Regions from separate parts of the Homo sapiens genome. Here region 2 is linked to region 1. The links are chromatin loops, found by intact Hi-C in ENCODE. Cell type or tissue: PC-3. All regions are shown on one strand. Links, peaks and the distances in the headings refer to the core of each region. The heading gives the core; the rest is flanking DNA. Region 1 overlaps UST (uronyl 2-sulfotransferase). Region 2 overlaps UST (uronyl 2-sulfotransferase).

What was found. Hi-C counts contacts between places; a loop is a spot of excess contacts. Peaks named below come from ENCODE experiments on the same cell type or tissue, not always from the same donor. Only the 100,000 strongest peaks of a DNase experiment are listed, where the experiment ranks them.
Region 2: a loop joins it to region 1, with 9 times the contacts of the local background. A loop is called at or near these places in 1 of 110 quality-filtered maps.

What each region holds. Positions count from the first base shown.
Region 1 is chr6:148,867,461-148,872,841 of GRCh38, forward strand. All of the region lies in intron 1 of UST (uronyl 2-sulfotransferase), which reads left to right. Among named protein-coding and RNA genes, the nearest start is that of UST-AS1, 95 kb to the right of the region's middle. RefSeq lists a silencer at 1,473-1,767. In PC-3, for the core only: no CTCF peak of the experiment used is centred there; DNase peaks (open chromatin) are centred at 1,011 and 2,341; H3K4me3 peaks cover 307 bases; H3K27ac peaks cover 3,058 bases.
Region 2 is chr6:149,009,710-149,015,090 of GRCh38, forward strand. All of the region lies in intron 5 of UST (uronyl 2-sulfotransferase), which reads left to right. Among named protein-coding and RNA genes, the nearest start is that of UST-AS2, 20 kb to the right of the region's middle. RefSeq lists an enhancer at 4,910-5,381. In PC-3, for the core only: no CTCF peak of the experiment used is centred there; a DNase peak (open chromatin) is centred at 2,502; H3K27ac peaks cover 2,305 bases.

The DNA.
Region 1 (5,381 bases), core at 109-5,108:
GATATTTATTATTCATACTTTGATATGGTTTGGCTGTGTCCCCATCCAAATCTCATCTTGAGATTGGGTGGGATGGAGCTGGTGAGAGATAATTGAATCCTGGGGGCAGTTTCCCCCATACTGTTCTCGTGGTAGTGAATAAGTCTCGTGAGATCTGATGGTTTGATAAGGGGAAACCCCTTTCGCTTGGCTCTCATGCTCTCATCTGCCACCATGTAAGATGTGCCTTTCACCTTCCGCCCTGATTGTGAGGCCTCCCCAGCCACGTGGAACTGTGAGTCTATTAAACCTCTTTTTCTTTATAAATTATCCAGTCTCAGGTATGTCTTTATCAGCACCATGAGAACAGACTAATACACACTTGTTTGTAGGATTGAAATCTACATGATAAATAAGGTGATTTTTAAAAGATGAGCAGTTTGCTGTGCTTGTTGCTGTAAGGGATCTTCAGGGAGTCCCTGAATCTGAGAATTGGAAGTAAGGTTGGAAGATCATCCTGTGCCTCCCTCCATCCAACACAGTAATCTTCTTAATGTCTCAGTCAGAGGCTGTTCATCACTGATGAGCCTGCCACTGATGAGCAGTCCTGGCATCATCACTTCCTCTGCAAAGGACACTGTGATCTGAGGCCCCACTCCATGTCAGGCCACTCCTTAGACAAAAGCTCTGTCTTCTGATGAGCTTCTGCTCCCTTTTGCACCATGATAATGACTTTATTTTTAGTAAGGATAGACTCACTCAATTGATGTTTTCTGCTGTTGGGGAAAAATTGTTTTATTAAGAAGCATTTTCCAACAAGTAAGTTGATGTTAAGTAGGCTTGGATATATTTGGAATTCACGAATGTGTTTTCTCCATTAGTTCCCTGAAAACCAGAAAACTTGACGTTTGTTTTAATGCAAAGATGAACTCTGGTTTTGTCCAACAGAGCTAGTGCTGGCCTTTGCTTTCAAGCCCTGTAATCTGCATCAACCCTCAAATTCAGTGATTCAAAAGTGAGTGACTCACTTCGTCTTTGAAAAGACCGTGAATATTTCTAGATTTATGAGCAATTCAAAACAGCCAGGCTTTTAGAAGGGATTTCCCAACTCATTTTGTTGAAAGGTAGGACTAAGACTTCTCTAGAAAAGAAACCGATCTACTAAGTACTAAAGAGTATTTATGAGCCACGGTAGACTTTATTTTTCAGAATCATACTACAAGTGTAGGAATACCCAAACCCTGCCAGGGTTTTGAAAATTACATTAATTTATGCCCAGGTATAACCCCCCCATCATAAATCCTGAAAAATGTGCAGGAAGACTGTGACAGGCCATTCTAAGAGCGTAACAAGGGCTACATCTTTCAGCACCAGACTGATGTTTATGTATGTGACTACTTGGAAGATGTTTTACTTAATGTACCATGTTCTTAAATTGGCTCTATTTTAAATATAATCGTAAGAGTTACACTTTATGTTTGTATGCCAGGTAGTTTATAAATGATGATTTTAACCACTCCCCGTTTCACACCACCCCAGCCTTATGAGGTAAGTTTTATTCTTCCTGCTTTACCTCTAGGGAAACTAAAACTCAGAAACTGCAAGACCTTGCCAAGGTTACGTCCAATAAGTAGATCACTACCTTGGGCTGTTGGCTGCCATACTCACATTCTTCCCCTGCATTCTTTCCCTTGTGCCTTCAGCCTATCTTTGGAAAGGAATTTCTGATGTTAAGGCACCTATTTGTTTGGCTTTGGTGTAGTTTTGTTTTTTGGTGTTGTGTTTATCTGTGCATAGAGTAACATATGGAGGTCTGGGAATCCTTGTTTATCTTCCAAAATTATAGTTCTGTGAACCACAAAATTTCACGTAAATCCTATTAAAGCTGATGTGAAATAGAACTAGAGAGATGATAGGAAAAGGAGAGTGATGAATTTATTAAAGCTTACTCCCTTTTAATAGACACCATCAGGCTCATGTGTTAGGTTGCTAGTTAATTTTGTGAGGATTACCTTTCCAAATGACTTCAATAATTTCCACTGCTCTATTCAAAACCTTATTTTACATTTGAAGGCCTAATAAAGAAGAAACTATGATCCTTTCCTTGTGTTACTTGAAAGTTTATAGGAAAGCATAATCCCAGATGGGATGGTTCTATCTGTCCCACAACATCTGTATAAGACCGACGCTGGCATCAAACGCATTTCATCCACACACGCTTCCTAAATCAGCATCAGCATTTATGAGCAACTCTTCAAGTCTCTTGTTCACATGCATGTCATTTTAATGCAGTTTATTTGAAACATCCGGTAGAATGTTCCTTCTTACCCGTTTCCCTAAAGCATGAGAAGAATTGGCAAGTGATGAGTCATTTCTCTGTCAAACATAGGATTGATGCATTTAGAATGTGGAAGACACAGTCATGACCAGTCACACCAGGCCATGGGCCAGAAACCCATCAAACAGGAGGCAGAGCTGGAAGCACAATTTTATTTTACCCATTTAAAATTATGTGTGCATTGACACCAACCTTCATGCACGTGACCCATAACCCAGCAAGAATTATTTCATTCATAGAAAGTCACCAAGGCCTACTTAGTCCTCACAGACTACTTCTATTGGATTCTGGGTTTAGCTTTCCCCCAGCTTCACAGTGGTAATGTTTCACACACACACACACACACACACACACACACACACACAGTGGCAGCAGGAAACCAGTCTACCCATTGCCTTGCTGTGTATACCACCCTGGACTGAGACTTGAACCCAGTCCGAGCCCAGCTCTGACACTACCCAGCCATGTGACCTGGGCTCAGCTTCCTTTCCTGTGAAGGGTGAGAGTCTCAGTGCCCTCCTGACCCCTGGGGTTGATGGGAGGGGCTGCTGAGATGATGTGTGACAACATTAAAGTTCTGCACGCATGTAAGCTCATTTCAGATGTGCCCCAATCCCTTTGGCATCTTTGTGAGGACTTCCATTTGCCTTTTGAATGAGACTACCTCTTCTGATTTTGGTTTCAAGTCGTAAACACATCTTTAACTTAGACTCACCATCCAGCAGTCCCCTGGGTATGCAGATGCCCTGCACTCTTCCCAGTGCCACACCCTGCTGCAGGTGCATGGTGCCCTGGCCAGGTGCGCCTGCCCTTCTCTTGCTGTCAGCGTCCCTCTTTTCTTCCAGATACAGCTGGGGAGACTCCCTTTACATGGAGATGTGCCTGACTCCACTACAGGATGCATTTACTCCGGTCTTCTCTTGGTTACTCACAGTGGCCTGTTCCCTCCTGACCTGGGGCCCAGCACAGGCTGCCCACCATCTCCTGGGATGCTCTCACCCTCTTTCCTGCTCTTCCTGGAGTTCAGGGCCTCTGTTCTCCCTTCTCACATACATCACTCTGTATTTACTCTTTGAAAGACTCATCACACTCATAAATCAATACTTATTTTATCATCCTTTGTTTAATGTCTGTCACCTCTTTTTCTGCAGACTTCTGAGGGACAGTGCTATGGACTCAATGGCTGTGTCCCTCTAAAATCTATATATTGAAGCCCTAACCCCCAGTGTGATGATATTTGGAGGTGGGGCCTTTGGGAGGTGATTAGGTTTGAGGGTAGGGCTGCCATGATGGGATTGGGGGCCTTATAAGGACGAAGGAGACAGCCAAGCATTCTCTCCCTCTCTCTCTCTCTCTCTCTCTCTCTCTCCCTCTCTCCCTCTCTCTCTCTGTCCTTCTCTCTCTCTGTCCCCCTCTCTTTCTGTCATGTGAGGACACAGGCAGGATGAGGGCTCTCACTGGAACTTGAGCATGCCAGCAACCTGAACTTAGACTTCCTGCCTCCAGAACTGTGAGAAATAAATGTTTGCTACTTAGGCCACCTAGTCGGTGGCAATTTGTTACAGCAGTCCAAACTAAGACTGTATCCCCAGGATCCAGCACAATGCCCAGCATAGAGATTTTCAGTAAATCTTAGATGGGTGCAGTAGTGACTGTCCTGCCTCTGATTTCTACCCGTCACCTGTCACACTCCCTTTATACTTTCCCAGACAGCTAGCATTTCACTCACATTGCTGCACAGGCCTGGTCTCCTATGAGTTTGAGTTATTTACTGAAATTGATATTCACAAGTATTACTTCTTTTCAACAAACATGCTAAAGCATGAACTTCTACATTAGTGTAGTAACCTTGGTAGGCTGTAAACTCCCCACAGCCACATGCAGGACACTTGGAGTATTGCTTGTAGGAATTGACTTCAAGGCTTGAAGCTTTTAAGAAAAGTTCTCTCAATGAGGATATATGTGTGTCCTTAGAGAAAGAATTTCATTACATAAGAGAAACCCACTCACTCCAATTCAGGTTTGGAGAGTAAGCTAGGTAAGCAAGCTTGAAAATTGTGACCACTTAGGGTCAAAAATGGCAGGTAGTAAGGTTGTCATGCTGTGGAGTGAGCAAGCACCTGGGGCTGTTCTTAACCTTCACTATTAACCAGCCGTGTGTCTTAGCTGAATTACTTAACCTCTCATTGCTTTGATTATTTCCTCTGTAAGTTGAGGGGTGTGGTGTACTATATCTATGGTTATTTTTCTGTTCTGAAATCGTGTATGTGGCTGTGTGTGTGCATGCACGTGCATGTCGCGGGTGAAATGTACTGACTCGTAACAAAGCTTGAGAGAAAATCAGGCTTAGTACAATGGCAGTTTGGTTGGATTAAAGCCCCCTTTCAAAGACAACACTCTTATCTGTTGATGTTCTATATGTTTGTTAAGTAAAGCAATACATCAAAACTTTTCAAATCATGGAATATTTAAAAAATGATAATATTTTGATGGTACACTGAAGTAAACTGGTGAGATGATGGTGTCTATATGAGGCTTGATGAAAACTTTCACCGCATATTTTTATGTAATTATTCATAAAACAAAATACAAAATATTAGGGAAGATATTAAATTTTGAAGTTGTGGGAAACCTCCAAATAAAAAATGTATCAGTTTATAATTGAGAGTGATGACCTCTCTTCGGATTTCCAACTTGAAATGCTTCATTCAGCAGTCTTCAGAGAGTCACCACTTACAAGAAATTTTGCTCATAGAAAGAAGTGACAAAAAATAAAAAATCATTTTCACAACTATTAACTTCCTATTGCTGCTGTAACAAATTACTATAAATGTAGTGGCTTAAAATAACACAAAATAATTATCTTACAGTTCATCTGAACTGGGTTTTAATGGGCTCAAATTAAGATGTCAGTAGGGCTGTGTTCCTTCTGGAGGCTCTAGGCAAGAATTTGTTTTCTTGCCTTTTCCAGCTCCTAGAAGCTGTCTGCACTCCCTGACTCGTGGCCCCTTCCTCCATCTGCAAAACACATCCTCCAGCGTCACATCTCTTTCTCCCACTCTGA
Region 2 (5,381 bases), core at 207-5,206, 140 kb after region 1:
AGCAAGTCAGACATAGAATCCAGCTAAATGGGATTCTTAACCTCTGAGGGACACAACTGAGAGGCAGAGAGGCATAGAACAAGAGACAGTTGCTTTCATTATACCTTTTGTCTTTTTTTTTTTTGACATGTACATATTACTTTGACAAACATTTTTGAATTTTTTTCAATAGCACATATACATCAAATAAGATTTTAAGACCAAAATAGAAAAAGGGGAAAATCCTTTATTCTACCATCTTAGATCCAATCATTTAAATTTTTTTAAATTTATTTTCTTCCCATCTATCTTTAAAATATAAGTTTTTTTAAAAAAAAAACTAGGGTTGTAGTCATATTATATATATATAATTTTATCCCGACTTTCTCAGATAAGCATTTTTCCTATAGTTACATATTCTTTGTAAACATTTTAAATGACTGCAGTTATTTACAATGACATGTACTACAAGTTCCCTAATCTCTATAACTGAATTGGAATGTAACTATGATAAATATTTTGTTATAGAAATAGAAGCAACCAGTTTGTCTGTTAGCCAGTTTGACTCCATCAGGATGTGTTATTTTTATTTGGTTAGGCTCCACGTGTTTTCCAGACTCTCTGTGAGACCATTGTAGTTGTGGGCTCCACATCTCTGAAAAGCATCAAAACCCCTTGAACCTCAAAGACCGCGGTTCCTTGTTTGAGTGACACTGTGTTAACCAGAAGAAGTGCAGGGATATTTCTGGGGGAGAGGCACTACAGCTTCCACAGGGTCCTGCCCACAGGCATCTCAAATGCTTAGTAAACTTTGCTGTAGTTCATTGAAAAGAGCCTACCAAAAATCTAATGAAAACTGAGCTGGATACTAGATTGGTCTTCATCTTATAATGGAACATTTCAGCATAAAACTGTGACTATTTCGGCCGGGTCCAGTGGCTCATGCCTGTAGTCTCAGCACTTTGGGAGGCTGAGGCGGGCAGATCACGAGGTCAGGAGTTCAAGACCAGCCTGACCAACATGGTGAAAACCTATCTCTACTAAAAATACAAAAATTAGCCGGGTGTGGTGACACGTGCCTGTAATCCCAACTACTCAGGAGGCTGAGGCAGGAGAATCGCTTAATCTGGGAGGCAGAGGTTGCAGTGAGCCGAGATCGCGCCTCTGCACTGCAGCCTGGGAGACAGAGCAAGACTCCGTCTCAACCAAAAAAAAAAAAAAAAAAAAAAAACTGTGACTATTTATTTGTCTTTAGTTCAATGCAATAGAAACTGGAAACTCACACTCTTGGAATCCAAATGAATGACTTCAAAAAATGTTTGGTCTCTTGTGTCCGTAAGTGTTTCAGTTTCAGAATTTAAGAGCTCCACTGGACTAGCGCTCCCAATGAGTTAAGGATATTCGCTAAAATAAATGTAGATATGCCGCCATAAAAATGAATGAGATCCTGTCATTTGCAATGACGTGGAGGTCATGTTGAATGGAACTGGAGGTCATTATGTTAAATGAAATAAGTCAGGTACAGAAAGACAAATTTTGCAAGTTCTCATTTATTTGTGGGAGCTAAAAATTAAGATAATTGAACTCATGGAGATAGAGTAGAAGATTGGTTGCCAGAGACTGGAAAGGGTAATGGCAGTGGCGGGGAGAAGTGGGGAGGATTAAGGGGTACAAAAACATAGTTGGACAGAATTAATAAGACCTAGTATTTGCTAGCACAACAGTGTGACTCTGGTCAAAAATAATTTAATTGTCCATTTTAAAATAATTAAAAGTATATAATTGGATTGTTTGTAATACAAAGAATAAATGTTTGAGGTGATAGATAACCCCCAAAAAAGCATGTATGCTGACAATTCCAAAGACATTTCTATTTTTGGGGGAGGCCAAGGAGGGTGGATCCCCTGAGGTCAGGAGTTCGAGACCAGCCTGGCTAACATGGCAAAACGCTGTCTCTACTAAAAATACAAAAACTAGCCGGGTGTGGGTGGCATGTGCCTGTAGTTCCAGCTACTCAGGAGGCTGAGGCAGGAGAATTGCTTGAACCTGGGAGGCAGAGGTTACAGCGAGCCGAGATCGTGCCACTGCACTCCAGCCTGGGCGACAGAGCGAGACTTCATCTCAAAAAACAAACAAACAAAAAGGCATTTCCACTTTTATTTTCCCAATAATTTTAAAGCCAGTTTGTTTATTAAGGATTTACTTAACTCATATGAAAAAGAAACGAAATAATTAAAGTAAAGTTGGCATTATGTCTCACTTATCCAGAAATTCTTTATCTGCCATCCTGCCATCAGACACATAGCCATAAACTCAGAAGTAGTGTAAAGGACCAGAAAGCCACTACGGTAGATGCCACAGATATTAAATATCCAACATCGCAAGCTGTGCTTACAACAGGGAGAGCAACGTGCTTCTCTGCCTGATGCTGATGCTTCCTGGATGGCTGTATTGAGAATTCCGAAGGACACTTCCCATCTCAACTAGAGTGTGTCATCAGTGATTCATGCTAGACATGAGCATGGAATGGGAGAATGATGGTATCTGGCCATCTGCCACTTTCCAATCCATTAAGCCTCACTAAAAAGTCTTGTTTGACTCCTCTGGTTCTGGCTCAGATTTTTTTACAAGGTTGGAAAAAAGCCTTTTACAAGGAAGAGTGTATGAGGCAATAAAAGTTAACTTAGACCACATCCATTCCATTTAACCCATTAAACTTGTACTCTGATTACCGTGGTCCACTTATGGGTCAAGGATTTGGGTACTGCCTCAATGGTGAATGACAGTCATTTTTCTCTCTCCCACTTCTAACACAGCCAGCGTAAGAAACCGTCCTTTTCCATAATATCCATATTTTTAGCGTGTGAAGACTGGCTCCAAAAATCAATTTTAAGTCCACATTGAAAAAGAGCTTTTTATATCATCGTGTTACATTGCGTCATGTGCAGAGTAAGATGAGCTATAAGAAGTCCAAAGTTCCACAGTGGTATATTTTGCATAATACCGTTTGTGTTTCCATTAAATTGTATTGTTGTTTTGACTGACATAGCACATTACATGTTTCTGTATTTTTCTTCCTCTCTGTTTTCTCTGTGAGTTAGCCAGAGTCACTATTTAAAAAAAAAAAAAAAAAAACTATCAGAATCACCAGGAATGGTGTTTTTGAATATAAGATTAAGTAAAAAGGAATGAAATGCTGAAGGTATAATAAAGATGGCATAATCTTAACAGGTGAGTGGCAGGTAAAGTAACTGGTATAAATGATTTCTAATCTTAGCAAAGGGTCTATGAGGCAAGTATTATTGTCCTCATTTTACCAGATGAAGAAGTTGAGCTTTTGAGAAGTGAACATTTGCCAAAGACTCCACAACTCACAAGAGGTACAGCCAAGATTTGAACTGAGGTTTGTCTGATACCAACCTTGGTGGTTTTCTCTCTCTGCCGTTCATGAAAGGTGAAAAAGTTTAAATGATAAATGCAGAGTAAAAGCCTTGTATTAACTCGTAAGTTTTGGTATCTAAGAAATTACAGCCTTTTCTAGATCTTGAGATTATAAAACTATTCTTAAAAGTTGGTTATTGTCAGGCGCAGTGGCTCACGCCTGTAATCCCAGCACTTTGGGAGGTCAAGGAAGGTGGATCACCTGAGGTCAGGAGTTCGAGTTTGCCGCTACTAAAAATACAAAAAATTAGCCGGGCATGGTGGTGGCTGCCTGTAATCCCAACTACTCGGGAGGCTGAGGCAGAAAAATCATTTGAACCCAGGAGGCAGAGGCTGCAGTGAGCCAAAATTGCGTCATTGCACTCCAGCCTGGGCAACAAGAGCGAAACTCTGTCTCAAAAAAAAAAGAGAAAAAAAAAGTTGGTACCAGGTACGTCCATCTGCAGTTTCATCGACTGAGATTATGTAGCTGAGAGAAACTGAGGCTCAGAGATGGCACGATTTAGCTGAGGACACCCAGCTAATTAATCTTGGAGCTAATTAATCTTGGAGCTGAGACCAGCACCCAAATCTCCTTTTCCTCATTCAGGGAACTTTGCATATGGCCTCTTAAGGATTCTGCTATTGAAAGCAGCCAGAAATCCTGTCTTTGAAAGCCATGGGCCATATGGACAAAACTGATCCATGTTTCAAGCATGGAGCTGTGTAAAAACACCAATAAGTCTTTTTTCAGTTCAGTGGCTTTCAGACAAGGTGCTGTCTTATAAAAGGATAAGTAAAATATGAATCGTCTCTAAATTCACCTTTTGTGATAAAATTAACTCCACCTGGGAATTTCTTCCTTCCACCCTTTCTAAAATTAAAACTGAAATCCAAGAGAGGAAGCAGTTGTCTAGTTCTTGATGTACAGAGAAATAAAAGAGCAGTTTTATGTCTCAGGCAGAAGCAGACGAGAGGCCTGTGGGCCTGGCAGTGCAGAGTGAGGAGAAGGAGGCAGGGCTGTGAAAATTCGCTGACAGGGAGGGAGTAGGAGGTGTCCAGGCCTCCAGCGCAGTGTCTCATCTCTAGAGCAAGCCCTCATGTGGGTGAAGCAAGTGCCGATACACAGAGGAGCCCCTGCAAGGTGGGTGGGAAGGTTATTTCAGGATGCCAGGAGCACTCAGGCCAGCTTGGAAGTCCTTTCATGGGCACCATGAGGAAGTCTGTCCACTTCTAAAAGAATTCTGGCCACTCCCAATGTTGGGAGCAGATCTAGCCTAAGAACTAGAACTAGGTTAGAGTGCCAGGTCCCAGCTGATGGATGAGGTTCCAGACAGACCCCACTCCTGGAGACATTTGGGTTCCAGCCAACAGGGAAGAGAGTATGCGATGTGGCACCTGAGCCCTGTCCCAGGGACCCCATCTGCCAGATGTGGCTGGCAGTGAATGGCCAGCATGGAAGGAAGCCCATGGTCCTATCTGTCTCCTTTTCCTGGACCCAAGTGAGCGCTAGCCCAGGTGGACTGGAGTATGTTAACTCTCCCCGCCAGAAACCTGGGCCTGCTATTGAGACTAGGTGAGGAGGGAGGTGGCAAGGGAGAGGAAGAGCAAAGGCATGAGATGAATTACCTAATACACAGACAGCTCATGAAGAGTGACCATCCTCTCAGAGTCACCAGAGTTTCTTTCAAATGCAGATTCCTGGCCCTGCATATCAAATGCCCTGGAAGTCTGGCCAGGGAAATCACAGTTTGTATCAGGTGCCCCATTGTTATCCCTGTTGCACTGTCAATAGGAGTCCTCCAAGGAGAGCAAGGAAGTGCAGACTGGGGCACCTCTGGAGGCTGCACACAGGGAGGAGAGGTGGAAGGAAGAGCTGCTGGCTGAGAAGCTGCTGTCATCATCCTGTGGGGGTGAAGAGGGGGTGTGGGAGTAAGGGTGAGAGAGGCCTCAGGAAGGACTCTCTGGAACTGGAGGCAGTG